Linked DNA regions of Homo sapiens: all the other regions are linked to region 2. A link is a loop called in an ENCODE intact Hi-C map of the cell type or tissue named here. Cell type or tissue: heart left ventricle. All regions are shown on one strand. Region 1 has its middle 27 kb from the start of TRD-GTC2-8. Region 2 overlaps ELK3 (ETS transcription factor ELK3). Region 3 has its middle 43 kb from the start of TRD-GTC2-8.

Evidence for each region. Peaks named below come from ENCODE experiments on the same cell type or tissue, not always from the same donor. Only the 100,000 strongest peaks of a DNase experiment are listed, where the experiment ranks them.
Region 1: a loop joins it to region 2, with 11 times the contacts of the local background. A loop is called at or near these places in 106 of 110 quality-filtered maps.
Region 3: it touches region 2 in a loop (4-fold over the local background); 106 of 110 quality-filtered maps call a loop at or near these places.

What each region holds. Positions count from the first base shown.
Region 1 is chr12:96,059,004-96,067,003 of GRCh38, forward strand. It overlaps the pseudogene YPEL5P3. Among named protein-coding and RNA genes, the nearest start is that of TRD-GTC2-8, 27 kb to the left of the region's middle. In heart left ventricle, a CTCF peak has its summit at 3,043 (motif pointing right); a DNase peak (open chromatin) is centred at 3,018.
Region 2 is chr12:96,211,433-96,219,432 of GRCh38, forward strand. The region is part of intron 1 of ELK3 (ETS transcription factor ELK3); the gene reads left to right. Among named protein-coding and RNA genes, the nearest start is that of ELK3, 21 kb to the left of the region's middle. In heart left ventricle, a CTCF peak has its summit at 3,938 (motif pointing left); a DNase peak (open chromatin) is centred at 3,949; H3K4me3 peaks cover 732 bases; H3K27ac peaks cover 3,725 bases.
Region 3 is chr12:96,074,717-96,082,716 of GRCh38, forward strand. No RefSeq gene overlaps it. Among named protein-coding and RNA genes, the nearest start is that of TRD-GTC2-8, 43 kb to the left of the region's middle. In heart left ventricle, no CTCF peak of the experiment used is centred here; a DNase peak (open chromatin) is centred at 3,715; H3K27ac peaks cover 2,236 bases; H3K27me3 peaks cover 400 bases.

The DNA.
Region 1 (8,000 bases), 150 kb before region 2:
CCTCAGCCTCCAGAATAGCTGGGATTACATGTGTAAGCCACTGCACTCGGCTAATTCTTTAGTGTTTTGTAGAGATGAGGGTCTTGCTCTGTTTTGGTCTTGAATTCCTAGGGTCTCCCTATGTTGCCCAGGTTGGTCTCAAATCCCTGGGCTCAAGTGATCCTACCACTTCAGCCTCCCAAAGTGCTGGGATTACAGGTGTAAACCACTGTACTGGCCAACTTCCTGTGTTTTAAAAATCCTCCCAGTTGGGGCCAGTGCCCTAACCTAATGGATGCACAATGAGCCAGTTGAATGTGGCCTCTTTTAGTCAAAAGGAAAGATTCTTTTTTTTTTTCCAAGTATTTCTTTATTTATATTACTAGGCTTAAGTTACATGAAGAAAGACAACTAAGCAGTTCTGCCCATTTCAGAAAAAGTTTCCAATCATCACCAATTATGTGACAACAAATAACTAGGAATGGTGACAGCTTTGGGTCAAGACCAACAAGGAAGAATGGGCTCTGGTGCTACAGTTCATTTCCAACAAGAATATGGCACACCAGCCAGCACAGCCATGCTAACACTGGGCCTTCAGTGCCAAGCACAGATTCAGATCTATTCTCTGAAGTTAGCAAATCAAGTGAAATAACTGGAATTTTTTTTAAGTTTAAAATGAAGCCCAAGTAAGTTTAAAACCATACTCTTGTCATATTTTCCTTTCAAAATTCACATAAAACACACTTTTCATGCCAATAGCCCAGATATTTTTTCTTACATAACCCACTATGTAGCTGCAGACAGACTCTTCTACCTCAAGATGTAAACACAGGGGAAAAAATTAATGGCCATCTGTCTAATATTCTCTCTATACACTGCTGTTGGATGGAAAATACAAAATTTTGTTTTAAAGGTTCCATCTTAGATTCTCGCAACCTGCAGGTCATACATCTGACTCTGATGCTAAGGTGACAGTGAATGTCACCTGATGTTTGTTTTCAGTAAGGGGGATCTGGGAAGGATGAATTTATCTCTTTTTCTTCAAGAATTATCAGATGATACATGCTCCTCAGAGCCTTCACTCTCTTGAACTTCAGCACTTTCCAGGATCACACAGCCTTCCTTATAACATGGCTATCTCCAGTGGCAAATTCATAAATCCACCCCGGTTTGCTATTGCAACTTTTGCAGCTCACATCTTGAACCCTGTGGCTGCCAGTGAGCATGACCAGATCTTAAAGTTCACTGCACAGCAGGTTAACGACCTTGTTAAAAGGCCAGGGCGCCTGTGAACTGAGTGGAGATGAGTTCTGGGCGGTTGGTCAGGATCATGTCAGTTTGCACAGGAACACAGACAGGTACCACCGATATGATCAAGGAAAATTCTGCCCATTTTTATAGCTGAAGTTCTAAAATCTCTGAGTGGCGATGAGATCCATGGCTGCCAGATCTCCTCGCCTGGGATGAAGGCCCCAGGATTCTTGACAGTTAATTAAAACCAGAATTCATACTGAAGCAGGAAATTTTCCCTGACCCCTCACAGGAGGGGGAGTGCAGGTGAGTGGGTGCAGGAATTGGGGCGAGTGCTTTGGGGCGCTGGCAGGAGCAAAACTCCATGAGGCCCTGCAGCACGGTCTAGTGGGGTACCCATGACTCCTGAAGCCCCAGAAAGAGTGTTACAGTGCTCTTTTAGCGTTGCCATCTGTGGACAGCTTAAGTGTTAATAACTCAGTGGAAAGTCAGTGTGACAGCCTTTTGCACTCGCACCCAAGTTCTCGTTCGACATCTAGGAGGAATGAGGTCACACAACAAATTGGAGGTGGTATATGTGGGGGATTTTATTGCCAGTGAAAGTGGCTCTCTGCAGAAAGGGGAGCTGAAAAAGGGACAGAGCAGGAAGGTAATCTTCCCCTGAAGTCCAGCCGTCCCTGCTGGACTCCTCTCGAAAGCTACAACGTCAAGCCGTCCGGTGTCCTTATAAGAAAACAGCCTTGCTGGTTGCGGTGGCTCACGCCTGTAATCCCAGCACTTTGGGAGGCAGAGCAAGAGAGAGCTAAGGTGGAGGTGCTGCACACTTTTAAGTCAAGCTGCTTCTCCTCTCTGCCGGCTGAGTTCTGGGGTTACTATAGACACAAGATGGGGGCAGGGCAGGCTGTGGGTGGTTTTGGAAAAGGCAACATTCCAGCAGGAAAACAGGGATGTAAGTTTTCACTTTGGGCCGCGGTATTACGCTTTTCACCTTGAGGCCGGGGCCGTCGCTGGGGACCCACCCTCTTCTGCCCAGAATTTTTCTGCATCCTGTCCCTGTCAATACGGAATAAAATGGTACACTGCCATTTCGCGTTATTCATTTTTTTAAAAATACATATCCTTTAAGCTGGTTATTTACCTCTTTTTAAAAGGAAACTGTAAGGTCTTCCAGGGCAGGGAGTATGTCTGTAAAGCCTTCTAGAGCTGGGCTCCTTGCTTCCTGATCTCACTCTCTCACTGTCTGTAGGCTCTTGGGCAGGTTATTTAATTTCTTAGTGTCTCAATTTCCTCCTCTATAAAACAGAGATAATAGTATTTAGCCCAGAGGGTTGTGGTGAAGTGTGAATCATTTCTCCATGTAAAACACATAGGACAGGCTGGGCATGGTGGCTCACGCCTGTAATCCCAGCACTTTAGGAGGCCTAGGCGGGTGGATCACCTGAGGTCAGGAGTTCAAGACCAGCCTGGGCAACATGGAGAAACCCCATCTCTACTGAAAATACAAAAATTAGCTGTGCGTGATGGCGCACACCTGTAATCCCAGTTACTCGGGAGACTGAGGCAGGAGAATCACTTGAACCCGGGAGCGGAGGTTGCGGTGAGCCGAGATCGTGCCATTGCACTTAAGCCTGGGTTACAAGAGCGAAACTCTGTCTCAAAACAAAACACACATAGGACAGAGCTCAGCACAGAGTAGACATTAAGGATTATATCCTTTGCTTGGCACAATACCTTGCACAGGGCAGGCACGCAACAGATGTCTCTGGAATGAAGGAATGAATGAGTGAATGACTGGGTTAAGCATGTTGCCACCAGGTGGCAGAAGAGCCTCACTATCAAGGCAGAACCCAAACACGAGACTCATGAGAACTCCCTCCTGAAGTCCAGATACACATTGAAAAAAAATAAAAAAAGCACTGAACCCCATTTAGGCCTTGAAGTGAAGTTCCTCTTCTCTCTTGCCCTTCCTTTCTCTCCCATCTCTGCTCACTCTCTGCTGTAATGAACCATTTCTTTCTTTCCCACTTAATACATATTAGTCAGTTTGGGCTGCCACAGCAAAATACTACAGACTCAGTAGTTTAAACAACAGATATTTAATGCATCACAGTTCTGGAGGTTGGAAGTCCATGATCAAAGTGCCATACGGGCTGGTTTCTGGTGAGGCTTCTCTTCCTGGCTTGTAGCTGTCCACCTTCCCACTGTTATTCTCACAGGGCCTCTTCTCTGTGCCACACAGAGAGAGGAAGGAGAGGGAGTGGGAGATGGAGAGATGTCAGATTCACACAATGAAGCCCTAACCGCCATTTTGACTGTATTTGCAAATAGGGTTTTTTTGGTTTGTTTTTTGAGACGGAGTCTTGCTCTGTCGCCCAGGCTGGAGTGCAGTCGTGCAATCTCGGCTCACTGCAACCTCCGCCTCCTGGGTTCACGCCATTGTCCTGTCTCAGCCTCCCAAGTAGCTGGGACTGCAGGCACCCGCCACCACACTCAGCAAATTATTTTGTAATTTAGTAGAGATGGGTTTTCACCATGTTGGTCAGGCTGGTCTCAAACTCCTGACCTCGTGATCCGCCCGCCTTGGCCTCCCAAAGTGCTGGGATTGCAGGTGTGAGCCACTGCACCGACCTGCAGATAGGGTTTTTAGGGAGGGAGAGAGAGAGGGAGATCTGGAGCGTCTTCTTATAAGGACACCAGTCCTATGGGATTAGGCCCCACCCAAGTTACCTCATTTAATCTTAATTACCTCCCTAAAGACCCTGTCTCCAAGTACAGTCAAACCAGGGGTTAGGGCTTCATTGTGTGAATCTGGAGGGGACACTCTTCAGTTTATAACACGTACCTTTCATTTTTTAATTCCTAATTCTCACACTTCCTACCAATGTGGTTTTTCATTCTTACTCTCTTGTTATTCCCACTCTTCCCCCGACCCCCATCCGCCATCCCTCAATCTTTATATGGCTTTTCTAGGGCTAGTTGTATTTATTGTAAACTGAAAACTCCAGGGGGCACCATTCATGCCATAGTCAGCATAGGTTTGCATATGTATTATGACAATGTTGAGGCTGATGGCAGCAACATGTCTTGAGGAAGGGGAGTCTTTTTCTCATTCACACAAAGGTGCTGGCCCCTTCGTTTTCCTCTGTTGTTTTCCTGTCCTCCTCCCCATCATTCTCTTTCTTCAGCCTTTCTCTCTCTTTCCTTACTCTCCTCTTCAGGCTGAACCTGCTCCATGTCCGTAAAGAGATGATTTAATTCATCGCACCACACATTCATCCAGTAATTTTGGTGGGCCAGGCCCTTTGTGGGTGCCAGATGGTTCACCCTATTCTTGCACCTTTAAAGGAATCGGTCCATTTACACCCTAGAGGTCAATACCCAATGGAATGTGCCTCCAACATCCTTGGATCATTCATGGTCTTCATTTACCTTGGAGCAGACATTAAGACTCAAGCATTGGCCGGGTGCGGTGGCTCACGTCTGTAATACCAGCACTTTGGGAGGCCGATGTGGGTGGATCACAAGGTCAGGAGTTCAAGACCAGCCTGGCCAACATGGTGAAACCCCATCTCTACTAAAAATACAAAAATTAGCTGGGCATGGTGGCACGTGCCTGTAATCCCAGCTACTCGAGAGGCTGAGGCAGGAGAATTGCTTGAACTGGGACCTGGGAGGCGGAGGTAGCAGTGAGCTAGATCGCGCCATTGCACTCCAGCCTGGGCTACAGAATGAGACTCTGTCTCAAACACAAAAACAAACAAACAAAAAACAACAAAAAGACAAGACTCAAGCATGGAGGAGAAGAGAAGAGAATATAATCCAATAACATAAACTAATGTTTATTGAACACTTGTGTGCTGCACACAGTTCTCATCTCTCTCTATGCATGACATTTAATCATCAAAACTGCCTTCTCATTTTGTAGATGAGAAAACTAAGCTGCAGAGAACGTGGCAGAGACTCCTCCTGGTTTCCTAACTTCCATTTTCTTTTCCTTTATTTAAATAACAGGAGCTCATGAGTTTTGGCTGGGCACATGGCTGCCCAAGGAGAGCCGACATTTCCCAGCCTCCCTTGCAGTTTGATGTGGCCATATAACTGCATTCTAGACACCTGAGGTGTGAGTGGAAATGATGTCTGCAATTTCAGAGTTCCATCCTTAAAGGGAAGCTGCTTGCCTCTATGTCCTCTTTTCCTTGTCCCCAGGCTGGGACAGGGTTAGGGGAGTAGTGAGGCAGCTTTGACAGGAGGGTGAGGACAGGAAGCTGGGGAAGAGCAGAGCAACCACTGGAAGGAAGCTTCACACTCACTCCCCACCCACTCACTACTCACCCAGAGCAACTTCCCATCCTGCAAACTCCAATCACGGGAAGTATCCTATAGAGGGGTATCCTTTTTAAAGAAAAAAAACCTTTGATACCATATTTTTACTGTACTTTTTCTACGTTTGTATATGTTTAGATATACAAATACCATTGTGTTGCAATTACCTACAGTATTCAGTACAGTAACGTGCTGTTCAGGTTTGCAGCCTAGAGCAATAGGCTACACCATATAGCCTAGGTGTATAGTAGGCTATACCATCTAGGTTTGTGTAAGTACTGAACACTCCATGATGTTTGCACAACGGTCAAATTGACAAGTGACACATATCTTGGAACATATCCCTGTTGTTAAGTGACACTTGACTGTATTTCTATTTGGGGGAACAGAGCATTGGGAAAGAAAACAGAAGGACCCATTGCCTTGAAGGAAGGATGGTAGACGGAATAATGTCCACCCTGGCCTCCCAAAGACGTCCAAGTCCTAATTCCTGGAAATATGAGTATGTTACTTTACTTGGCAAACGGGACTTTGCAGATGTGCTTCAAGTCAGGAAGTTGAGATGGGGAGATTGTCCTGGATGATTTGGGTGGACCCCATCAAATCTCAGGGGGCTCTCTAAGGGAAAGATGAAGGTGGGAGCGTGAGAGCCAGATAAGACACTGTGATGATGGAAGCAGAGGAGAGAGAGAAGATGCTACACTGTGGGCCTTAAAGAGAGAAGAAGGGGCCCTGATCCGAAGAATGCAGCTTCTAGAAGCTGGAAAAGGCAAGGAAATGGAATCTGCCCTAGAACCTCACTAGGAATGAATCGCAGCTGACACCTTGCTTTTAGCTAAGTTAAACCCATTTTGGACTTCTGACCTCCAGACCTATAAAATACTACACTTGTGTTTTTTTAAGCCATCAAATGTGTAGTAATTTGTTAGAGAAGCAATAGGAAATAATAGAGAGTGTGATAGGGTCCCTATGGGGAACGAGTGGCGCACATATAGGACATAACTGACCAAAGTTTAATGAGACACTGTGTTTTACAGAGGCTTGGCCAGGGTTAAAGGCGAACAAACAGGATGAGAAATCACCAAGGCATTAGCAGCAGCAACGAGCCAGCACCTCCCTGAGGCTTGAAGGGCAACGGGAAAGGAAAGGTGTTACTAGAGACCAGTGAGAGGAGTCATGGCAGAGGCCACCCAACAGAAGTAGTGGCCACAAAGGTGGGACTGTGGGTTGAACAGATCCCCAGAGGTGTCTGTTATGCACAGTAAGCTCCAACAGTGAAAAATCATTTATAAAGGGCCGAGGACAGTGGCTTGCACCTGCAATCCCAGCACTTTGGGAGGTCATGGTGGGCAGATTGCTTAAGCCCAGGAGTTCCAGACCAGCCTGGGCAACATGGCAAAACACCATCTCTACTAAAAATTTAAAAACTTAGTTAGGTGTGGTGGCTGGCACCTGTAGTCGCAGCTACTTGGGAGGGTGAGGTAGGCGGATCACTTGAACCTGGGAGGTTGAAGCTGCAGTGAGCTGTAATCATGCCACTGCACTCCAGCCTGGATGACAGAGCAAGACCCTGTCTCAAAAAAAAGAAAAAATTATCAAGGACTTTTGCCTCTAATAAAATATTCACAGTGGTTTCCTTACTTAATTTCTGAGGTCAAACCAGAAAATATTAGCAGCTGACTTAATTCAAGAAGGAGGAGCTTGAGTATACGTACTTGTTGGTGTGTCTTCAACTCTTGTTCTAGATTTTACTTTGTTTTAAATATGTAAAAATGCTTTTAGTGATTACAACTTATGCTTCTTATTTCAACAGATATTTTAAAGGGAAAAATATATAATTGGATCACAGGATATAAAAAGAAATGCAGTTATCTATATGTGCAAAAGCCTAGCTAATTGATAAAAGCTATAAGTTGAGTCCTGCCACTCACCTTGGGGCAATGATTTTTTATTTATTTATTTTATTTTATTATTATTATTTTTTTAGACAGAGTTGCCCAGGCTGGAGTGCAGTGGTGCGATCTGGGCTCACTGCAACCTCCACCTCCCGGGTTCAAGCAATTCTCTGCCTCAGCCTCCCAAGTAGCTGGGATTACAGGGTGCACCACCACACCCAGCTAATTTTTGTATTTATAGTAGACATGGAGTTTCACCATCTTGGCCAGGATGGTTCCGAACTCCTGACCTCGTGATCCACCACTCGGCCTCCCAAAATGCTGGGATTACAAGCATAAGCCACTGCACCACGCCCGGCCAATGACCCATTTTTTTCAGGCAAAGTAGCAATGGGAAAATATAAAGTTTCTCTAGTTTTAATATAGAAGTGGTTAACCTAATCACACAAGCCATACACAGGGTCATTTGGGAGAATGTGCAAGGAGGATTGCGTATTTTTATCTTTTCATAGTTTTCTTCTTGATAAATAAGCTTCTATTTTCAAGCCAAAT
Region 2 (8,000 bases):
GTCCATGGACCAAATATGTGAAGAGGAAACTGCCCTGGGGATGTCATTGTGTGTTTGTGTGTGTGTGTGTGTGTGTGTGTGTGTGTGTGTGTGTATCAGTTTTATGTATGTGAATATATTTTAGGTTGAATATATGAGATTGCTGGTATTTAACTAGTTTTGATCTCTAAAAAGAATAATTTCTTACAGTTCAACTTAATAGTTGTGATATTATGAAACAATTTGAAATATATCACAATGTGATATTTATAATGAAATATGATTGTAGCTTATTTTTGTACGTTATTTATCAAAGCCTAGCAAGTTAAAATTCATCAGGCAGCCTTGGACCACTAGTAACCATATTTACCTAAAATAACTTGTGCTTTTCCATTGACCTTAATCACAGGAAATACAAAATAAAAACTTTTCTGTGTCCAGTATTATGAAACAGTCTTTAATTTTCATTGTGGATTTATTAATAGCTTTATTACATCTAATGAATCATTTTTCTGATCCAAATGACTACTGTTTAGGAGAATCTGCTTAGTATTTTTTCCCTGTTGAATTCACAATGTTAATTACTTTGGGGAGGAACAAAAATTCTGAGTTTTCTTGGGCGATAAGAACCTCAGTGTTGTTTCAGAAGGCAGAGTTGGGCTGCAGTACTGAAGGTTAAAACAGAGCTAAAACACAAGACAAAATGAAACCAGAGCTGCAGTGACAAAGTGGGACAGATGTAGGAGGCCAGGTTTCCTGTGGCCCATTTTCCAGTTTCCTGCCTGCAACCTGCAGAAGAAGAGGAAGCTGAATGTTACCAAGTATGAGAACTGCGGGACGTGCTTCAAGCTAGAATTAAGAGAATGCAAACAACACAGGCAACAAAAACAATTGCAAAGAAAGTGAATGTTCAGGTTTTAGTCCAAAAATGTCTGGGAAGGAACAGCCCATCTGTTTAAAGAAAAAGCATTGTCAGCAGAGCTTGTCCTTCCATGTGAGACTCTGAGGGGGCCTAGGGACTGCCTCAGGTTGTAGGAACCTCTGTTTTTTATAGCCCCACTCATCTTTCAAGACATGGTCTGCTGTTTTAATACAGAAGGTTACCTGAAAAGATTTTCCCTGCAATTCCCAGGACTTCTAAATCTGTTTCCTGGGGATGTTGTTATAGGGGGGAGGTGGATGTGGTTAACCAAGCAGCTCTAATGAACGGCAGCCTCAATTTGGGAAGGCCGGGTGACCAGTTGGCTGCTTTGATCTAGGAGGCTTATATTCCTTTAACCACCCAATAAAATTTTTGTCTGATGTTTTCAAAGAAGAGATTAAATGAAGATGTGTGTGTGTTGAAGACTGCATAGTGCACACTCTGTGTGGCTACCGGTGAGCCACGTGGCGGGATACAGGACTCAAAGAAGATCACACTGGAGAAGGGAGTGAGTTCATCTTTCTCGCGGGGGAGGGGGAAGCAAAATAAAATTATTTTTTCTAGGCTCTTTAGCTCATTTTGGAAGAGTCTGTGAAGTCAGATCTTACAATACCCATCTTAGAGAAATCGAGAGCCAAAGAAATTGTGATTCATTACACACCTTTTAATTGAGTACCTATTGTTTGTCAGGGGCTGTGTTGGAAGTGCTGGGTAATGCAAGTGAAATGATGGCTAAAAATAAATAGCTGTTTATGTGTTGTGGAAGGCTTCATATAAGGCATATACGAAGGGGGCATAGAAACCTTGTTGAAGGTTTAAAACATATATAAGCCTTTGGCGCAGTGCCATGCTTTTTCCACACACCATCTCATTTAAATTGCCTTGCTGCTTTGTGCTACAGAGAAATAGGGTGTGCTTCTGGGACAATCAGTTATTTCTTTACCCTGCAGATTGACCACCTCTTCTTCTCTAAGCCCAGAAAGAACAAACTCTATCCCAGGAATCTTAAAAAGTTTTGGACTGTTAGGGATCAAGAGGTACCCACACGAGGCAGCCTTGGATGGAAATAGGCCCTTTTCTGTCTTACTGTGGGCCCGCTCTGAAAATGTAGGATAACATAGGGCTGGGTTGTATGGTGGTTATTAGGGTGGGGTGCGGTGAATTCTGTGGGAAAAAGTCGAATGGTTGTAAGACATTTTCTCAGCCAGTGTTAACGAAGCCATCATTTACTACTCACCCATATAAAAGTCACTGACAAACCAATTGAGTTACTTCTAATTTAGCCAGAGACAGCATAGTTCCAGAAGGAAAGAGGGGTGTTCCTACACACAGTAAATTGCATATGTTGTTATTTCAGTGGTTGTCAGTGATTTCCTCTGAAAAATCTCTCTTTTTTTTTGTTTTGTTTTTGAGACAGGTTCATGCTCTGTTGCCCAGGCTGGGGTGCAGTGATGTGATCACAGCTCACTGCAGCCTCAAACTCCTGGGCTTAAGTGATCCTCCTGCCTCAGCTCCCCAAGTAGCTGGGACTACAGGTATGTGTCACCACATCCAGCTAACTTTTGTGTTTTTTGTGGGGATGGGGGTCTCGTGTTGCCCAGGCTGGTCTTGAACTCCTAGGCACAAACTGTCCTCCCTCCTCGGTCTCCCAAAGTGCTGGGATTACAGACATGTAATCCGTTCATTAAAAACCCAGTAATCCTTGCATTGTGCTAGATATTACATTGTGCTAGATATAACATGTACAGGCATGTAATCCCAGCAACCTTTCTCTTTCCCAAGATGGAAGAGTTATTTAAAAAACATTGCAGACTGGGCCAGACACGGTGGCTCACGCTTATAATCCCAGCACTTTGGGAGGCCGAGGTGGGTGGATCACCTGAGGTCAGGAGTTTGAGACCACCCTGGCGAACATGCTGAAACCCTGTCTCTACTAAAAATACAAAAATGAGCCGGAGGCAGTGGTGTGCGCCTGTAGTCCCAGCTACTCGGGAGGCTGAGGCACGAGAATCACTTGAACCTGGGAGGCGGAGCTTGCAGTGAACCGAGATCACACCACTGTGCTCCAGCCTGGGCGACAGAGCAAGACTCTGTCTCAAAAAACAAAACAAAACAAACAAACAAAAAAAAAAACAGCAAAAACCATTGCAGACTGTAAAGAGTAAGTAAATAGGTGAGCAATACCTACTTTTGTTTACCTTTTTTAAAATGAACAATTTGTAGATATTCACAGAATGCAAATACTTGTTAATAAATGAAAAGCTTGGGAGACATGAAGTTGGCCTCATGCCTTTTTTATACACAGTGATAATGATCAAAATAATTTAAATGTCCTTTGAAAATAAATTTAATAGTCTTCCAACTCACAGAAATAATAAAAAACTTCAGAACTTGTATAAGTTTTTTTTTCAAATATTATCCTTATTTACTTAATACCTTACACTTACTCTGTGCTGAGTTATTGCAGATCCCTAATAATATAAAATGTTGTCTTCCAGTTCTTTGACTGAGGTACAGGGTTCATTTTCTATAATGAAATGGCTACTACCCTTTGTCTTAGACAATGATAGTATCATGACATGGAAATGCATAGCAGATACTGGCAGAGGAGTTGAACTCAGCAGAATTTTCAGTAAGAAGTGTTCAAATCCATCTTCATTTCTCTAACCATGCAAAATTTAACAAACGAAAAAAGACATGGGTACCTCATGAGCACCTATTTTGTTTATTCCTTACCCAGAAGTTTTTCTCCTTTTCTTGGGCTCTCATTGCCTTTTTTTTTTTTTTAAGTTGCCTCGTTTCTTATTTCCCACCACATAGAAGCTTAAGAAAATCAAAGCTAATTCTGCCCCCTCAACTCCCACCTCAGTAAAAATGAAACAAGGAACATGCAAAGGGAAGTGCTAGGTTGCCATCAGTAGAAAGAAGAACAAATAAGTGGGCATTTCGACTTCTAAGAATGGAGGCAAAAACCTCATACTTTGCATAAGGGGTCTGTGCGGCCCTTGCTCACATTAAGACGTCGGGCGCCACCTTGTGGCCGACAGGAAGGAGGTCAGCTTCCAAGAAGAGGCCAGTAGCTTTTCGGTGACAGAGGCAGGAGGCAGCTGGGACACCTGAAGCTGGGATCGTGTCATGTGACCTGACAGCTCTCACGTAGGCGGAGGCGGGCACAGCGTAATGAGAATGATCAATATTTCTGTCAATAGCATCTTTCTTTTTGAGGCTCCGTCGGATTAAAGAATGAATCAAAGTTAAATAAAAACATGGGAAAGACTAAAGAGGGACATAAAACCTTTTTTTTTTTTTTTTTTTTTAAAGAGAGATGGTCTCGCTCTGTCACCCAGGCTGGAGTGCAGTGGTGCAATCACAGCTCACTGCAGCCTCTACTTCCCAGGCTTAGGCGATCCTCTCACCCCAGCCTCTTGAGTAGCTGGGTGGACAGGCGCGGACCACCAGACACAGCTAATTTTTGTATTTTTTGTAGAGATGGGGTCTTACTCTTGCCCAGGCTGGTCTCGAATTCCTGGGCTCAAGCGATCCACCCACCTCGGCCTCCCAAAGTGCCAGGATTACAGGCGTGAGCTATCACGCCTAGCCTCAAAACTGTTTTCATAACTGCATTCTTTAAGTGCAAAAAGCTGAAAACAGAATAAGGGCAGAAAATAATCACTCAGAGTCTGCAAAAATGTCCCTCCCCTCTGTGCCAGAGGTCAAGCGTTTTACTCTCGGCCTCTCTACTCTGTGTCTTTTGCCCTGACCAGCCCGTGAATGCCCTCCTGTAGGGCCCCATCTGCAGCGGCTATGAGCGGTGTTGTCATCATTGTCCCTTGGCTTGTCATTTAGAACATCTTTCTTTCTTCGCTATCTGACCCAACAGCTCTCATGTACTTGACTCTCCTTCCTGCTCCAGAGAAACCACATAGATGGGAGCCGAATGTACCCCAGGGAAGGAGAGAGCCCCAGGGACCCTCTTTGCTGAGGTCACACAGCTTGGAGGCCTCAGGGTCAGCATTTAAACCAGTGTTTGTTAAGCTGGAGTCGGAGAATCAGTGCCCTAGCATCTGAGTTTTCTGCAAGCATTTACGATTTTTTGTGCTTTCATATTTGATGATAGACTACAAAACAGAAGCATACTCCAAGTCACCTTATAAACCACAGTCGCCATGTGGCTGAAGAGTCTCCCTGGATTTCAGTGCCTGTGTGGGGCTCATTGCCTAATGGACAAAGAGCCCAGGTGGGTGCTGTAGCTACACAATGCCTTCTAGCCTGGTGAAGGCCATGTGACTCCACAGCAAGCTCTGTGAGGAGGATTCCCTGTAGCTTAAAAGGTAATTGTAGTTAACATTTAAATAGCACTTACTTTGCCCCAGGTGTAGTTTAAGTGCATTATTAGTAACTTCTGTAACTCTTACAACAACCCTGTATGATATGATACTTTTATCATATCAGTCCCATTTTACCTATGAGGATACTGAGGCACAGAAAGGTTAAGTAACTTCCCCAAAGTCCCACAACCAGACAGGACGAGTCTTTGCTGTTGAACCCAGAGAGTCAGGTGCCAGAATCTGCGCTTACCTTCCAAATAGACAAAAGTGCTTCACTAGCACCTGCTTTGAGTTATAGAAAATAGCTAAACAGCTGGATGCGATGGCTCATGCCTGTAATCCCAGCACTTTGAGAGGCTGAGGCAGGAGAGTTGCTTCAGGCCAGGAGTTGGAGACTCCTGAGCAACATACAGAGATGGTCTCCACAAAAAATTAAGAAATGAGCAGGGCGTGGTGGCACATACCTGTAGCCCAAGCTACTTGGGAGCTAGAGATGGGAGGATTGTTTGACCCCAGGAGGCTGAGGCTGCAGTGAGCCAAGATCGTGCCACTGCACTCCAGCCTGGCTGACAGAGTGAGACCTAGTCGAAAAGAAAAGAATTATGCTTCAGTGAAAAACTGCATTCTTGACTCTAGAGAAGACTCCCTCCGGATGATGTGATTCTGATTTTTTGGAAGGTATTTTACAACGTTGTTGACTATAGGTAACTGATCATGAAATAATTCTCGTCTATAGACAGCCAAATTCTGTCTTACAGAGTGCCATTGACTCCCACCCCTAGTTTTGCCTCCATTTAAGCATTTATTTCAATGTTCTTCTTCTATAAATGCCTCTATTATTCAGATGCTTTTTTGAACTCATTATAACGTCTGCCTGGTTCCCTACTGAATTATGAGTGAAATAAAATCTCGAACGTGTTCATTTTGATATCTGTATGAGAGCCATGATTTAACCCTCTTTTGAAAATTATTTTTTAACAAACCAATTCCTCAGCTGGGCACAGTGGCTCACACCTGTAATCCCAGCACTTTGGGAGGCCGAGGCGGGCAGATCACCTGAGGTCAGGAGATCGAGACCATCTTGGCCAACATGGTGAAACCCTGTCTCCACTAAAAATACAAAAAAATTAGCTGGGCGTGGTGGTGCGCACCTGTGGTCCCAGCTACTTGGAAGGCTGAGGCAGGAGAATCGCTTGAACCCGGGAGGCAGAGGTTGCAGTGAGCCGAGATCGCACCACTGCACTCCAGCCTGAGGGACAAAGAGAGACGCCGTCTCAAAAAAAAAAAAAAAAAAAATCATTTGTCAACACTGAGAACGAAAATCACTTTTCCTCCTCCTCCTTTAAAGGAGGTATGCATATGATTCACGTTTGACAAGCTGCTCTAAATCATCTAACTTCACTCTACCATGGCAGATCACAGCTCTGCATTACAAAGGGAAAGGAGTTGGGGCAAGTAACAGGTGGTTTTGCCCTCTGGAGTAGGAGTGGGTGGACCTCAGCCCCCTGTGACCATGGTCCTGGTCAGTGCTGGTAGAAATGGTGAGAGACCAGCCAGAGACGGGAAGGCCCTGCAGGCTGCAAGGTTGAGGTGAGGTCAGAGGAATCCAGAAAGTATCAGATGTGAAGGGGGCACCTCTTCCTGTAAGAGCAGCAATGCCTTTAAAAGCAGACTGATGGGCCTCAGTATGAAAGCACAGAGTTCGATTCTGCAAAAAGAATGGCATTAAAATACCTGATAAAATTTTGTACATTCAAAATAAGGTCTGATAAGGACGGGAATAATAGACTGGGGACTCCAAAAGTGGGGAGAGAGGGAGGGAGTGAGGGCTGCCAGATTACCTGTTGGGTGCAGTGTTCGCTATTTGGGTGGTGGGTATGCTAGAAGCCCAATCCCCGCCATTATGCAGTATACCCATGTAACAAACATGCATGTATACCCCCTGAATCTTAAAAAAGTGGGGGTCTAGGCAGGGGAAAGATAAGCATTTTTTTTTTTTTTTTTTGAGACAGAGTCTCGCTCTGTCACCTAGGCTGGAGTGTAGTGGCGCGATCTTGCCTCACTGCAAGCTCCACCTCCTGGGTTCACGCCATTCTCCTGCCTTAGCCTCCCGAGTAGCTGGGACCACAGGCGCCCGCCACCACGCCTGGCTAATTTTTTGTATTTTTAGTAGAGACAGGGTTTCACTGTGTTAGCCGGGATGGTCTCGATCTCCTGACCTTGTGATCCGCCCGCCTCGGCCTCGCAAAGTGCTGGGATTACAGGCGTGAGCCACCGCGCCCGGCCAAGATAAGCATTTTCTCATTAGATAAAGGGAATTTTAAAAAAAAGATTTCTAGCATGCCTTTTATGTGTTCTACATTTTTGAAGCTCAGAGTGGTGGGAAATCAGCTAAGTAAAGTTAGGCAGATGAAACATTTTAACTTAGAGCAGGCCTCCATGTGCATAATAATCTATCAAACATAAATCTCAAGTACCACCACTTTTTCAATTGTTGATTTAATAAAAGCCACAGTGTACTGTCTGAATTACTCACATTCCTTAAAGTGGCATCCAGATAAATGGGCTTTATTGTACCTGCCTGTTAAGACATTGGACTTCATTAAGGATTCTAGGTATCAAGGAATTAATTTAGAAAAAAAAATCGTTTAAATTTTTTTTCCGGTGAGAGAGATACTCATATAGATGAGTTTACGAAAATCTGTAGTGTTAGCGGTTATTGGAAGGGCGTACCTCCCAGCATGATGGTACAAAGTCTGTGTTTTCCAACA
Region 3 (8,000 bases), 140 kb before region 2:
TGGACTGGGGTGGGCTTCATCAGCTTGCCATTGAGAATAGAACTATCTGACATTTACCTATTACAGAACAACAACATTACTTTTTTTGCGGAGTCCCTTTGGTTGGGTTGATGACAACTGGCCATTCAGTTTCCCTGCATTAAGACGTTCATCCCATAAGCAAACAATGCTTTGAGTCTGGCAGCCAGCCCCTAGAAGAGTTCAAAGACTAGTGAATAAGACGTCAGCATTCACAGCGGGTTTCCTTTCACCTCTGCCTTCAGTAGAAACTTCTGGAGGCAGGCAAGGCACGATGGCTCACGCCTGTAATCCCAGCACTTTGGGAGGCTGAGGCAGGCAGATCACGAGGTCAAGAGATCGAGACCATCCTGGCCAACACAGTGAAACCCCATGTCTACTAAAAATACAAAAAAAATTAGCTGGGTGTAATGGTGCGCGCCTGTAGTCCCAGCTACTCGGGAGGCTGAGGCAGGAGAATTCCTTGAACCCGGGAGGCAGAGGTTGCAGTGAGCTAAGATCAAGTCACTCCAGCCTGGTGACAGAGCGAGACTCTGTCTCAAAAAAAAAAAAAAAAGAAAAGATAAAGAAACTTCCGGAGGCATTCTGTACCTGGGGTGGGGTAGTCAGAGAAAATAGATGATGCTTTGTTAAATGTAAGTTTTAGATAAAGAACAAGTACTTTTGAAAATAAATTGTAATTGACCAGTAAAAATGTATATATTTATGGTGTACAACTTGATATTTTGAAATATGTATACATTGTGGAAAGGATAAATTGAGATAACATATACATTACCTCACATACTTTTTTTTGTGGTGAGAACACTGAAAATCTATTCTCTTAGTGATTTTTAAGTATATAATATATTGTTATCAATTATAGTCATTGTTTGTACAATAGATCTCTTGGACTTATTCCTTTTATTGAACTCAAATTTTGTATCCTTTGGCCAACATCTCCCCAAACCCATTCTTTGGTAACCACCATTCAACTCTGTTTTAATGAGTTGGGCTGTTTTAGATTCCACACAGAAGTGAGATCACGTGGTTTTGGTCTTGCTGTGCCTGGCTTATTTTACTTAGCACAATGTCCTCCAGGTTCATTCGTGTTGTCACAAGTGACATAATTTTCCTCTTTTTATTTTAAGGCTGAATAGTATTCCATTGTATATATACATTTTCTTTATCCATACATCCATGATGGACACTTACTTTAATTCCATATCTTGGTTACTGTGAATAATGCTGCAATGAACATGAGACACAGATATCTCTTTGACATACTGACTTCATTTCCTTTGGATATACAATCAGTAGTGGGTAGCTGGATTGCACGTGCCTTCATCCATTTGTCCTGCTACCACAAAATACCTGACACTGGGTAATTGATTAAGAACAGAAATGTATTTTCTCTTTCTTTTCTTTCTTTTTCTTTTTTTTTTTTTTTTGAGATGGAGTCTCGCTCAGTCGCCCAGGCTGGAGTGCAGTGGTGCAATCTCTGCTCACTGCAAGCTCCACGTCCCGGGTTCATGCCATTCTCCTGCCTCAGCCTCCTGAGTAGCTAGGACTACAGGCGCCCGCCACCACGCCCAGCTAATTTTTTTTTTTTTTTTTTTTTTTTTTTTTTAGTGGAGACGGGGTTTCACTGTGTTAGCCAGAATGGTCTCGATCTCCTGACCTCGTGATCCACCTGCCTCAGACTCCCAAGGTGCTGGGATTACAGGCGTGAGCCACCGCTCCTGGCCAGAAATGTATTTTCTCACAGTTGAAGAAGCTCAGAAGTCCAAGATCAAGGCTCCAGCATTTGGTATCTGATGAGGACTGCTCTCTGCTTCCACAATCACGTCTTGTTGCTGTGTCCTTGTGGCAGAAGGAAGATGAGAGTAAAGCCTCCCCCTCAAGCCCTTTTATAATGGCCTGAATCTCATCCATGAAGGTGGGGCCCTCATGACTTAATCACTCCCCAAATGGTCCCACCTCTTGATATCACCACCATGGGGATGAAGTTTCAACATGAATTTTGGAGGGGACATATTCAAACCATAGCAATATGCCAGTTCCATTTTTAATTTTTTGAGACACCTCCATACTCATTTCCATAGTGGCTATACTAATTTACATTCTCACCAACATCATACAAGGAAGAACAAATACTTTGTAAGCATAAGTATGTCCTCCAATGCAATGTTTGGGACATAGTTATCCTTAAAAAAAAAAGTGTTCCTCCTTTATTTTAAATTCAAACTTAATGGAACACCCTGAATTTTGATTAGCCAAATCTGGCATCTCTGAAATTTTAGAAATTTCTACTGATGGATTTTCAGACTTTGTGGGTTTGGAGAACACTTTGTGTCCTCTGGGACATGCACCGCCCCACCAGCCTTTTCCTCTGTGGAATACTCAGTTTCCCAAATGACTGTGCAGCTTCAAATACCACAAGCCTCAAGTTTGTAACAAATGGCCTCAGGCCTGGTTTTATTTGCTGATACCCTGCTGGTGGCAGCGGTAGCCCCTGCAATTTACACCAGGTGGGAAACGGGCTGCAGCATCCAACCTTCCTAATGGAAACAGGCTGTGATCCAATGGAGTGTGAAAGGTGCTGAGCTCCACCCACTCCTCAGCAACCCGGTTCCTTAGGAAGAGCTCTCTGCGGGCAGGACCTGGTTCTGGGAGAAAACTTCCCGGAGTTGCTCAGAAGTTGGCCCTTCTGGATTTTGACATTTCCTCCCACCTTTGTTCTCCTGGGTTTTCTCAGGCCAAGGAGGGCTATGTGAGGAAGGAGTCAGCCCACAGCAGGGAGATCTTTTATAAACGGGAACCCAACAAGGCCAGATTATATGCCCATGGTGCCAAACTGGACTTTTAAATTATTATTATTATTATTATTATTAGAGACAGTGTCTTGTTCTGTCACCCAGGCTGGAGTGCAGTGGTGACATGATGGCTCATTGCAGCCTCAACTTCTTGGGCTCAAGCGATCCTCCCACCTCAGCCTCCTGAGTAGCTGGTACTACAGACTCGTGCCACCACACCTGCATGATTTTTAAATTTTTTGGAGAGATAGGGTCTTGCTATGTTGTCCAGGCTGATCTTGAACTCTTGGGCTCAAGTGATCCTCCTGCCTCAGCCTCCCAAAGCATTGGCATTACAGGTGTAAGCCACTGCGCCTGGCCTGGACAACTATTATTAATGCCCACTTGCCTCTGTTAAGACTTAAACTCAAATACTGGACGAAAGGAAGAAAAGAACTCTCTGTTGACTTCTAACCCTGGGAAATGACTGGCAAGAATGGTAATAAACAGCCCCTTTCCACTCCTCAAGTCCACCAGTCAGTTCCTTTGCTTCATTTACTTAAAGATGTAAAGGAGTTGGGGGGAAAAAAAAAGAGGGGGGGCTTGATCCTCATGGTGAGAACCACACACCCACACCCATCCTACCCTGCGAAGTTCAAACAACTGTGCTATAGGCTGGGACGGCAGGCTCGTTATGCATGTCTCCCTGGGCGGAGGCAGTCTGCCAGACCCCCGAAACACACAATACTTTGGCTCTTGGTCAAAAACACCAACATTCATTGCTGACAATATCCCCACCTACCACCGGTCCCTAGCCACCCCTTCCTGGAAAATGTGATGGAGGAGGGAGAGTCGGCCAACTCCAACACCACCTGGCCCTCAGCAGCAGACCTGGACGCTGGCCCGGAAGCAGCCCTGGCCCGTCCGTGGACAGCTCCTCGGGGGTGTGCATGGAGCAGCATATCCTTCTTCTCACAGCTTCAGCTTCCTGCAAGGCTGCGGAGTCACCTCTGTTGGCTTGGACCTCTCTGACCTCAGATGACATGGGAAACGGAGGCCAGTGGGTGAAATTGGGAGGCTGAGCTGTGATGTGCCACTATCCGGCATAGGGTGGGACACATTGTCCCTGAAAAGGGAGGCTAACTTCCCACCCCACCCAGCCACAGCACAGCCTTTCCAGGGGGAACCAACCCACCCCCTCTCCCCGTCTGGCTCTGAAAATGTGTGCCACATACTGTAGCCCAGTTGCTGTCGGAGGCAATTTGAACTCAACCAAGGAGCTGACACTCAGTTCTTTGTCTACTGCTTTAGGAAGTCTTAACTCCCTTTAGAATAGCTGGGTTTTGGAGGCTTTTTGGGGAGGGGACTGATAGATATAAAAGCATACTTTCAGAGGTTTGCTTACTAAACAATGTCATGCTGAAAACTCACAGTGATCCCAGCAGCCGCTAACTGAAATCATACACTCGAATCAATTTTTGCTAATCCAGAAATCTGGCAGACTTGTCCAGATCCCAAAGGAATAAGAATATAAATGTAATTTGGCTCATTCAACATGGTCCTTAAAAAGACTAAACAAAACAACCACTTATGTAGTAGGAGAACCTAATAATAAGACAGGCCTTCCTTCTTTGGTAGACTCAGTAACTGAATTTTCCTCTTGCACACAACTGTTTGGGACCATTAAGATTACCAAAGTGACAGAGAGAGACTCTATTTCTTCTCAGCTTTTCTGAGAACCTTTTTGGAGGGTCTCTTATGTATTAATATACCTCTGTCAAATTTCTCCTCAGCCTGGGGCCCCCTTCGGTGTTGCTCTCCCCCCGAGGAACACTCCAGGCTTCAGCTTAAATGTTCCTTCCTCAGAGAAACTTTTCCTGACCACCCCCTTCAACCATGGCTTAGCTTCTCCTGTTACGATTTTTTTTTTTAGATGGAGTCTCGCTCTGTCACCTAGGCTGGAGTGTAGTGGTACAAACTCAGCTCACTGCAACCTCTGCCTCCCGGGTTCAAGAGATTCTCCTGCCTCAGCCTCCTGAGTAGCTGGGATTACAGGCACGCACCACCACGCCCGGCTAATTTTTGTATTTTTAGTAGAGACGAGGTTTCACCATGTTGGTCAGGGTGGTCTCAAACTCCTGACCTCATGATCCACCCACCTTGGATTCCTAAAGTGTTGGAATTACAGGCCTGAGCCACCACGCCCAGCCTTCCTTTTTTTTCTTTTCTTTTTTTTTTTTTTTTTTGAGATAGAGTCTCACTATGTCACCCAGACTGGAGAGCAGTGGCACGATCTTGACTCACTGCAGCCTCAGCCTCCTGGGCTCAAGTGATTCTCTCATCTCAGCCTCAGTAGCATGGACTACAGACGCACTCCACCATGCCCAGCTAATTTCTGTATTTTCTGTAGACTCAGGATATCGCCATATTGCCTAGGTTGGTCTCGAATTCCCAAGCTCAGGAGATCCACCTGCCTCGGCCTCCCAAAGTGCTGGGATTACAAACACGAGCCACCACGTCCAGTCCACCTGTTACGATTTCTTGTTGTTCTTGTTACTGTTGGAGCACTTAACTACTAATGACATTTTCATCTTTAATTGTGTGATGATGCATTTAATGTATGCCTCCTTTCTAGACTATAAGCTCCATAAGAGCAATGTTATGGGTCAAGTTATTCCCCCAGCCTCCAAAAAAGATGTTAAAATCCTAACCCCTGGTACCTCAGAACATAACCATAGTTGGAAGTAGGGCCATTGCAAATGTAATTAGTTCAGATGAGGTCATACAGCAGAAGAGTGAGCACCTAGCCCAATATGACCAGTGTCTTTATAAGAAGACAGCCTTGCTGGGCACAGTGGCTCACACCTGTAATCCCAGCACTTTGGGAGGCCGAGGCAGGTGGATCACCTGAGGTCAAGAGTTCGAGACCTGCCTGACCAACATGGTGAAACCCTGTCTCTACTAAAAATACAAAAATTAGCTGGGCGTGGTGGTGTGCACCTGTAATCTTAGCTACTCAGGAGGCTGAGGCAGGAGAATCGCTTGAACCCGGGAGGTGGAGTCTGCAGTGAGCCAAGATCGCGCCACTGCACTCCAGCCTGGGCAACAAGAACGAAACTCCATCTCAGGAAAACAAACAAACAAACAAACAAACAAAAAAACCGACAGACTTGTGAAGATGCAGACATGTAGGGAGAATGCCATGTCATGACAAAGACAGAGACTGGAGTTACATAGTTGCAAGACAAGAAAAAGCAACAAAAGTTAGGAAGAGGCAGGAAAGATTCTCCTATGGCTTTCAGTGGGAGCATGGCACTGCCAACACCTTAGTCTTGTATTTCTACTCTCCAGAACTGTGAGACAATACATTTCTGTTGTTTTAAGCCACCCAGTTTATGGTACTTTGTTATAGCAGCTCTAGGAAATTAGAAAAAGCAAGGATGGTGTCTATTTTGTTCACTGCTGTACCCTCAGCATCTAACCCAGTGCCTAGCATGCAGTAGGTGCTCAATAAATATTTGTGAATGAATGAACAACAGCCTTGAGGATTCACCTTTGGAAAAACAAATCATTTCACCTTGGTTGCTGACTGTTCCTATGAGCCATTCACATGGTCTTGGTTTTTTTTGTTTTGTTTTGTTTTGTTTTTTTGAGACGGAGTCTTGCTCTTTCGCCCAGGCTGGAGTGCAGTGGCACGACCTCGGCTCACTGCAACCTCTGCCTCCCAGGTTCAAGCGATTCTCCTGCCTCAGCCTCCTGAGTAGCTGGGATTACAGGTGCACACCACCATACCTGGCTAATTTTTCTGTTTTTAGTAGAGACAGGGTTTCACCATGTTGGTCAGGCTGGTCTTGAACTCCTTACCTCGTGATCTGCCCACCTCAGCCTCCCACAGTGCTGGGATTACAGGCATGAGCCACCGCACCCAGCCTGTCTTGTTTTGTATTTGTTGGGGCCAAGGGAAGTTCCCCTTCACCCTCAGAAGTTTCACTGAAAATTCAGCTCACAAAAAAGGCAGATTAATAAGAGGAAAGACTTTACAAATTTATTACTACGGAGTACACAGGGAGAATCACAGAGTGTTTGCCCAATATCCCAAAAGGTACAGATGCTTATATGTCCTACTTCTTAGGGGAAAGGGAGATGGGGAACTGTGGTTGACTTTGGGGTATGGTTAATGCTTTTTGGGGGGAATTCAATGGGCTTGAAAAATGTGCAAAGGTCTGGGGCAAAGTCTATTGGACTCATAGAGCAGATAATGGTTTATAACGAAAGTCTGTCCAGGTTTGTTGACAGACTTCCTGTGATATGGGTTGTTAATGAAAACTCAGGGAAGGGACTGGAGGTAATTGTTTTCTTCTTTGGTAGGTCCGGACTTTAGGCAGATAAGGGAACTTCAGCCTGTGCTTTGGAGAGGTAGGGGATTGAGAGACAGGAAGCGGGGAGGAAAAACAATTGTTCTCCTTGGTGGGTCTGTCCAGTCTTTATGTAGATAGGGGGAAAGTCTCTTCTGGCATCTGTGATCTTTGAGAGCCTTTAACTCAAAAATACTCATTGGCCAAGTGCAGTGGCTCACACCTGTAATCCCAGCACTCTGGGAGGCTAAGGTGGCAGGAATGCTCGAGCCCAGGAGTTCAAAACCAGTCTGGACAACATAGGGAGGCCTCATTTCTACAAAAAATTAAAAAGTTAGGCCAGGCATGGTGGCTCATGTCTATAATCCCAGCACTTTGGGAGGCCAAGGCGGGCAGATCACCTGAGGTCAGAAGTTCAAGGCCAGCCTGGCCAACATGGTGAAACCCCATCTCTACCAAAATTGGCCAGGCATGGTGGTGGACGCCTGTAATCCCAGCTATTCAGGAGGCTGAGGCAGGAGAATCGCTTGAACCTGGGAGGCGGAGGTTGCAGCGAGCCGAGATTGCGCCATTACACTCCAGCCTGGACTACAAGAGTGAGACTCCGTCTCAAAAAAAAAAAAAAAAAATAGCTGGGTGGTAGAGGCTGCAGTGAGCTGTGATCAAGCCACCATACTACAGCTTAGGTGACAGAGCAAGACCCTGTCTCAACAAAAAAAATACTCGTTATCCCACGGAGCCATATGTTGTGGTAAGGTTCCCTGCACTCCTTTACATTCCTCAGTGATATCATAACATCAGCAACAAGCAAAAAAACCAGCAGAACTTCCCTTGCTTTCCTTCCCCTGACACC